3 separate regions of the Mus musculus genome follow, and all the other regions are linked to region 2. Evidence: chromatin loops called from intact Hi-C (ENCODE). Cell type or tissue: left cerebral cortex. All regions are shown on one strand.

Evidence for each region. Peaks named below come from ENCODE experiments on the same cell type or tissue, not always from the same donor. Only the 100,000 strongest peaks of a DNase experiment are listed, where the experiment ranks them.
Region 1: it touches region 2 in a loop (2.6-fold over the local background); 6 of 42 quality-filtered maps call a loop at or near these places.
Region 3: a loop joins it to region 2, with 2.1 times the contacts of the local background. A loop is called at or near these places in 3 of 42 quality-filtered maps.

The regions. Positions count from the first base shown.
Region 1 is chr12:110,372,190-110,374,689 of GRCm38, reverse strand. No RefSeq gene overlaps it. Among named protein-coding and RNA genes, the nearest start is that of Gm40577, 45 kb to the left of the region's middle. In left cerebral cortex, a CTCF peak has its summit at 1,097 (motif pointing right); a DNase peak (open chromatin) is centred at 1,058; H3K4me3 peaks cover 190 bases.
Region 2 is chr12:109,748,641-109,751,140 of GRCm38, reverse strand. Mirg (miRNA containing gene) reads right to left here. Exons shown (of 8, transcript NR_028265.1): 8 at 1,683-2,046. Among named protein-coding and RNA genes, the nearest start is that of Mir3072, 2.0 kb to the right of the region's middle. In left cerebral cortex, a CTCF peak has its summit at 968 (motif pointing right); DNase peaks (open chromatin) are centred at 464 and 1,190; H3K27ac peaks cover 1,887 bases.
Region 3 is chr12:109,436,614-109,439,113 of GRCm38, reverse strand. No RefSeq gene overlaps it. Among named protein-coding and RNA genes, the nearest start is that of Dlk1, 16 kb to the left of the region's middle. In left cerebral cortex, a CTCF peak has its summit at 1,197 (motif pointing left); a DNase peak (open chromatin) is centred at 1,202.

The DNA of each region.
Region 1 (2,500 bases), 620 kb before region 2:
AGCCAGGGCTTGCCTATGGGCTGGACTTCCCTGTCCCAGCAGCCTGGGCTGACGGCAGAGGGCTAACCCCCTCAGTTTGGGGTGGGCTGTGAGCCCCTTCCCAGAAGTCTGTCTCAGCGAGTGTCTGGGGTATTTCCTAGAAGCCTTACTTTGTGGGACTGGGGCTTCAGTGTTCAGTGGCTCAATTCCTGAGATCTTCCTTAAAGAATAAACTGGAGGTCCCAGAGAGCAGCCGTACTAGCACTGTCGGCGTCAGGGACCCACCCCGGTTCTCCCCCGCGCCCCCCGCCCCCCAGTGCCCTCATACGAGGACTCATACGATTTGAGCTTAGTGTTCCCTTAAGGCATGGGTACTGGCCAGCATGTGTGTGTGTTATACAGGGGAGTGGGCACACGAGTGGGCAGAGGGATTGCTCACTGCTTCCTGAGGAATGGGGTCTGGTTCTGGAGTGATCAGGAGCCAAGTCTGGGTTGGCAGGTACTAGTTCTAATTTCTTGCTTGTTGCAGTCTTTTTCAGCCTCAGCTTACATATCCTGGGAATGGGCGTGGGCGTGCGCCTACCTTATTGAACAGCTATGTGCACTAGGTAACTTGGTATGTGGTGTTTAGTCCTTTGGAAATAACTCCCTTGGCTCCTTACACAGGTGTCTCTTTATGGGTTCCAGAAGACTAGCCTGGGACCCCAACTCCTGAGAGGGCCAACAAGCAATACAAGATAAACACAGGCTTTGGACTGGACACAGGTGGACTGCAATCTCCTACTCTGCCAGCTTCTGGCTGTGCAACCTCTGCTAGATACTGAGGATCTCTGTGCTTTTTTTTTTTTTTTCTACAAGTGGATGCTTATTAGTGACGACAGTGCACCAGGAACTATGGTCCAGGCTGCAGAGGACAGAGGAGGCGGTTTTCTTTCAAGGGCGCACGCATTTCCAAGCCAGATAGCCCTCCCCAACTAGGTCTGCGCAGCAAAAATTCATGCGGGACAAGAGCGCAGGCGCCTGACAGCCCGTGGCGTAGCTGCTTCTAGAAGGATCCAGAGGAGTCTGGCGCTGGGCGGATGGGGTGCTTGCGACTGCTGCGTTCCTGCTGATAACCAGCAGGGGGCAGGCTGAGCCCACAAGCCGTCTTGTCCTCGCTTCACCCCGGCCCTGCGGCTGTGTCCCGGGACATGCGGCGTGCTTCTGCGCAGCCAGCGAGCTGCCCCCTCCCCGGGGAGCCTCTCCATCATCCGCGGGCCTAATAATTTACATTTAATTTGTTAGCGGTTTAATGTTTAATTTAAAAAACTGAATGATTCATTGCCATATTAATAAATAATAACATTTATTATTCTTCTAATGAGTGTCCGAAATACAAAAGCAATTACACGTCTTATGTATTCTCTCATAAACTGAGACAGCAGAGTGTTCATTACAGAATTCTGTTGGGGTCTTGATTCCGCCTTCATGGCTGGCCTGGCCCTCGGGCTGTCAGGGGAGTGGTATGTCTTTAAAGCAGCGATTGGCTTGGTTCTGCTCTGGCTTTTCAGGGTCTGGGGGCCCCAGGAGAAGCCTCCAGAGGGTACCCCTTCACACCATACACTGTTCCTTCCACAGACTCTCACTGGTCCCGGGGCGGGGTGTGGTTATGCTTCCTTCCCAGGTAGAGAAACTGAGTCTGGAGGGGGCAGCTCTGAGAGACAGCCGTGAGCATGGCTAGGCTCGGCGAATTGACTCTGAGCATTGTTATTGTTGTTAGGTTTTTTTTTTCTTCTTCTTCCTTTTCTGGGCTTTGGAGCAGGCTGCTACAGGCCCTGAGCAGGAGGGAAGTGGGGAGAGGGACTGGAAGAGTGTGGATGTGTGGCGGAGGGGGTGAGGTGTAGGATCGGGACAAATCCCTAGCCAGCCAACGCCCTAGCTTGCTTCGCTTCTCTGCTCCTTTCAGATGATGTGGAAGGGTAAAAAGAAATGGGGTAGTCAGCAAAGCCAGTTCACCAGTAAGATTCCATCATCTGCTTCCCAGGGGTGGTAGGCGAGGCCAGGGATTTGGAGGGGCAGGGAGAGGTCTGGGCTCTGGCTTTAGGTACCAAATTTCAGGAAGGGGCTGGTTGGGGGGCCCTAGGAATTGGCAGGAAGGTCAGGGTGCTTCTTCAGTCCGGGACATTTTCAAACGAATGCCCAAACAGCTTCCCGTCAAGGACATCCACGTACAGTTGTTCCCATCCTGACCTTTTCACTGGTTTTAATGCCAGCTTCATGCCATCTAGCCAAAATCCTGGCTTCCCACAGCTACACAGCACTGCACAGAGGAGGCCCCCCAGGGTGTGGACACTGACTCGCCACATGGCCTGGCCAGCGCAGCCCTGGGCTAGGCGCTGTAGGAATCCTTGATTGCGGCCTTAGGGTCAGTTCCTAGAAGTGAACAACCGGAGCAGAGGGCAAGAGTGCCCGGGAGGCTCTGGCTCCCTGCTACAGTCCTCCTGCCAGCCTGGGTGTACCCCCACACACTCCCAGAGCAGGC
Region 2 (2,500 bases):
CCCTACGCTGGGACATCGAGTCTCCACAGGACCAAGGGCCTCCCCACCTATTGATGCCAGCCAGATAAGGCCATCCTCTCTGCTACATATCCAGCTAGAGCCATGGGTCCCTCCATGTGTACTCTTTGGTTGGTGGTTTAGTCCCTGGGAGCTGGGAGGAGGGGTATCTGGTTGGTTGATTTTGTTGTTCTTCCTGGGTTCTTCCCTACTCCTTCATTGGGGACCCCGTGTTCAATCTGACACTTGACTGTGAGCATCTGCATCTGTATTGGTCAGGCTCTGGCAGAGCCTCTCAGGGGACAGCCATACCAGGCTCCTGTCAGCAGGCACTTTAATGGTTCTCCACACGATTTTAGTGTGTGTGTGTGTGTGTGTGTGTGTGTGTGTGTGTGTGTGTGTGTGAGACATTTCTCTCACACACAGTCTGGAGATTCCTGACTTGGCTAAGCTGGCTGGCCATTGAGCTCAGAGATCTCTCTGTCCTTGCTTCCCAGCATGCTGAGGTTATAGACTGTACAGGTACATACTACTGTGACTGCCCTTTTACATGGGTCCTGGGGCTCTGAGCTCAGGTCCTTATGCTTGCATGGAAAGTACCTTACTGGCTGAGCTATTTCTCCTATATACTGGTGTCCTTCTGCTGGGGAGCCCCCCACCTCACCCTATCCCATGTGGGTTGGAAAGGCCACCTTCTGCCTGTCATGTCTGTCAAGTGCATGATCATTTTTGAACTGTTTTTCAAAGGTGCACTCAGTTTCTACCTAAGAGACCTGGGGAAGGAGCTAGAAGTCTGAGCTAGAAGTCTTAAGGGGATGGGGGTAGCTGGAGACTTCAAGGGTCTCTCTGCTGGTCTGATTAGCTGTAATCAAAGCCACCTTACAGGAGGGACAGGAGACAGGCTATCTCCCAAGCCTCAGTTTCCTCCTGTGTCACAAGCAGCCATCTATGAGAAGTGCCACCAGGGGGCTGCAGAGGGACGCTAGAGGGGCAGGTGCCCCCACCTAAGCCCTCTCAGCAAGACGGGGGCTGCCTGCCTGCCTGCCTTTGTCTTGACAACAGGAAGAAGGGGGGATGGAGTCCAGGTCCCCCTCCTCCTGCCCAGCTAGCCCAGATGAGGTGGCTGTGTGGGTGGGCGGGCAGAGGCTCTGGGGAGAACAGTGAGTCACTGCCGGCCAGAGCCTGAGCGGAGCGTGTCCCTCCCGGCTGGAGAGAGCGGTGGCGGCAGGTTTCATGGGTAATTATGTAATTTATGAGTCTCCTGCTCCGGGCTCTGTCTGAGTCAACCCTGCCGAGTCGTGACCAAGCTGAGGCCCAGCAATGAGAGGCGCGTGGGCACAGGCTGTATCCCAGGATCTGGCCTCTGCCCTAGGGGGTTCAGCTTGTACAGATGGAGCTGGAAGGGGGTGGGGCTCATGAGACCCTAGAAGGATAGAAAAGGGTATCTTTTCATGTCCCCGGCACTTGAATCAGACTATGGGGCTGGTAGTGTGTGTGTGTGTGGGGGGGAGGGGGCCAGGAATCCAGGTGTGAACCCCTGCTTCTGGATGTTTGCTTTCAGCCAAGGACTGACGACAGAGACCAGAGACATCCCAAGAGGTCCCTCTTGAAGGAGACCAGACCACACTGTTAACCCCCATGTGCCACTTAACAAAAGTCCCTCTGAATACAGACACGCAAGCATATTTACATTATATGACATATGTTTATTATTCAAAGGGCTACACACACTGAGAACTTTGAAAGCCAAGAGCAGAAACCCCTCCTTCCCCTCCCTGCTCAGTCCCCTGGGTCTGCCTACCCACCCCCCACCTCAGGTTCCTAAGCAAGGGCTGCTCAGATCTGGAATACAAGGCTCTGGGGTGGGAGTTGAAACATGGGTGAGAAGTTGGGGACTCAGAGGTAGATGGCACAGGGCGCAGTGGGGTGGGGTGTGGACAGTCCTCTCAGGTGGGCCGCGGGGAGCATCTTCTGGAGTCAAACATCTTTGTTGTCGGTTGTCGTAAGCGAGAGATCCAGGAAGGGAGGCCACAAAGTCAGGTAGAGCAGCTGCCGTGAGACAGAAGCAAGGAGACATTAGAGGGAGCCCTGAGGTTCTCTGAGTCACCCCAGAACCCTATAATCCCTAAGTTACCTGTGTCCCTCTCAGTCAGTGGCCTTGGCACACCTTCTAGCATAGTTCCTCCATCTTCAAGGAGCCACAGGCACCGCCCAGGACAGAAACCAGATTCAGACCCCAGGCTTCCTGTGGCAAGCCCATCTCCCCTTGCCCCTCCCTGCCAGCATTCTCAGTCCCAACTGGCTCATCCCACCAAGCCCTCCCCATTTCTATTTTTCCTGGCTAAAACCCTCCACAGACACCACCACACCCGGAAAGAGATAAATAAATAAAAGAAAAACAATCTCAACTGTGAAAAGCAGTCCAAATCAGAATTCTTTTCCGGCCTGAGTTAATTACACTTTTAAACTGGCATGTTTACTGATGGGGATTTTGAGTTAACAG
Region 3 (2,500 bases), 310 kb after region 2:
GCCCTGGGCAACAGCCCCGAGACGGACAGAGTACGCAGGTCAGGTCAGACTGTGTGAGCTACTCTAGCTGGGCCCCAGGAGAGCCACTAGGCCCCAGCAGGGCCTTTGGAAGACATCCCAGTGGAGGTAGAGATGGGCCTTGATAGGTTCAAAGGAGTGTGCCAATTCAGGGGAGGGGGAGGTCTTCCCGGCAACAGGAGGAAGCCCAGCCAGGGCAGGCCAGGCACCCGGGCGCCTGGCTATTTTGGGAGCTGAGTCTCAGAAGAGTGAGGGGAGCAGCTGTCCCTAAGGAGGTGAAGCTTGGAGGGGTCCCCAACATGACCTTACTGGGCATTGCCACAGGAAAAGCTCAGGCAGGTTCCAAGAAGTGAAGCTACAAGGTCAGAGCCTTAAGAAGCCCCAGCGGTCACCGTGGCAGCCATGGTGGAAGAAGGGCATGGCGACAGCTGAAAGGCCAAGGGGCAGAGATGGGGTAGAGGAAGAGGAGTGGGGTGCTGTGGGGCGTGGCTGGAGTAGGGAAGATAGAGGAGAGACACAGAAGTAGAAGTTTAAAGGCAGTTCTCCTCCTTAGCAAGTCCCCCTCCCACTCCTGCGTCTGTTCCGTTTAACACAGACAGGGAAAATACATTCACATATCCCCAAGATGAGTAGTGGTAAGATTTAAAAAAAAAAAGAAAGAAAGAAAGAAAGAAAGAAAGAAAGAAAGAAAGAAAGAAAGAAAGAAAGAAAGAAAGAAAGGCTCCAGACAGAACAGTGTGTATATAATGAACTCATTTATGTAGTGTGAAAGGGAACGTACCAGATCCACTTTTCTATGTATATGTTTACACAGACATAGATGTTTCAGGAAGATCACACAAGAAACTGTTACTGCATTCACCTCTGCTGAGTGGGCGGGGACTGGGGTGGAAGGAGGATTCACTCCTTAAAGTGTCGTGCGGAAGAGAGTCAGTGTTACTCTTTAAACCACTTCTAAAAGAAAAAGAAACAGAGTGGGGGAGATGGCGGCATCTGGCTTATATCCATACATGGCCGGATGTGGTTATCTGGAAGGCAGTGCAGGCCTGAAGGCCCCAGAAGGCTCGCCCTACTCCCCCTTTGCGTGCCTCAACTTTTCTACCACCCTGGGTCCCGCTGGCTCCCCGGGCAGCACACCTGCCCCGCCTAGCGCCCCTGCTCTCGGCGAGCTGGCTGCGCCCCCTGCCGGCGGGTCTCCTGGCCTCGCCTCGCCAACGTGGAGGAGGAAGAGGGCTGGAAGGCGCCTACTCTGCAGCAGTTACCAGTTCATCCCCGGGATGTCTGCATTTCCTCAGAGAGTGGCTCCTGTAGGGAACAGATAAGAGGAGAGCCGTTGTGAATGAATGCAGGCAAGGGGAGCCTATTCATTATCGTTTTCAGCCTAATGAAGCCCTCTGAAGGTTCTCTTCAGAGTGATAAATCCCTCCAGGGCCCCAGTCCTTCCAGTCACGAAGCCACAGGCTTGTCATAACTCATGTCCCAGGAACCATACTGCTTGTTCCAAACTTCCTCAATACAGGCTGCTCAGGAGGCCCAAGAGGAAGACCGATAACAAATTTTTGGAAGCACAGACGTTCCCAGGCATTGATTGTCCAGGCATTCTGACGGATAGTTCTGGGGGTTCACTCCTCCCCGTGGCCCAATCCTATCAGCCTTGGCAGTGTGGGGGCCGGGCAGAGGAAGCTGGCAGAGTCAGCTGTGTATGAGGAGAGGGGACCCAAAGACAGCCAGGAGTCTGTAACTGTGGTAATGGGCCGTCTAAAACGTGGGGGATGTGAGAGGGGTCCTTGTTCTCCCGAGCAAGGTATTTTTTTTGGGCAGTCATATGGGGTGGAAGGTGCCTCAAGCCTGCAGAGTTCCTCCCTCCCCAACTAGGCCCCCTGCCTTCCAGTCACTGCTCCTGACGTCCGTTCCCAGCAAACGCAGCCAGGTGGCTGGATGCTCTCACCCCTCATGGGAGCAGAACAGACAGCTACGTGAGACACAGTCCAGACTACGGCCTGTTCCATACAGTTTCCCATCCGTACAGCCAGGCTTGGCCAAATGGCTCCCTGGTGTCAGGGCGGTGAAGGTCTTCTACATCCCCTCAGCAGGAGGGGCGCACAGAAGAGGCCCGTTCAGGGGTGTGTGAGGATGCGGAAGGGAGCCAGAGGCCCAGGCAGGGGCTGTTTCTCTGTGTGAACATGGAAAGAACGAAGCCCTGCTTCCTCCAGTGGCTTCTTCACCCACACTGCCCACCCCGATGTGTGAAGGACAGTCTCACTTTGCTCAGCTCTTGTGGTAACATCGTTCCCAGACCTTTGTCCTTCCCTATACAAACATAAAGCTCTCCCTAATGTGGTTCTCTGAAGGCCAGCGCCACTTTCACACAGACTCTGCGGTGACACGGATCTGAGACCTTTGGCCCTTCCTTGTACAAACAAGGGCCTTTTCCCAGAGTGGTCCTCTGTCCCGTCCACCCCCAATTAGGGAACGTGGGATG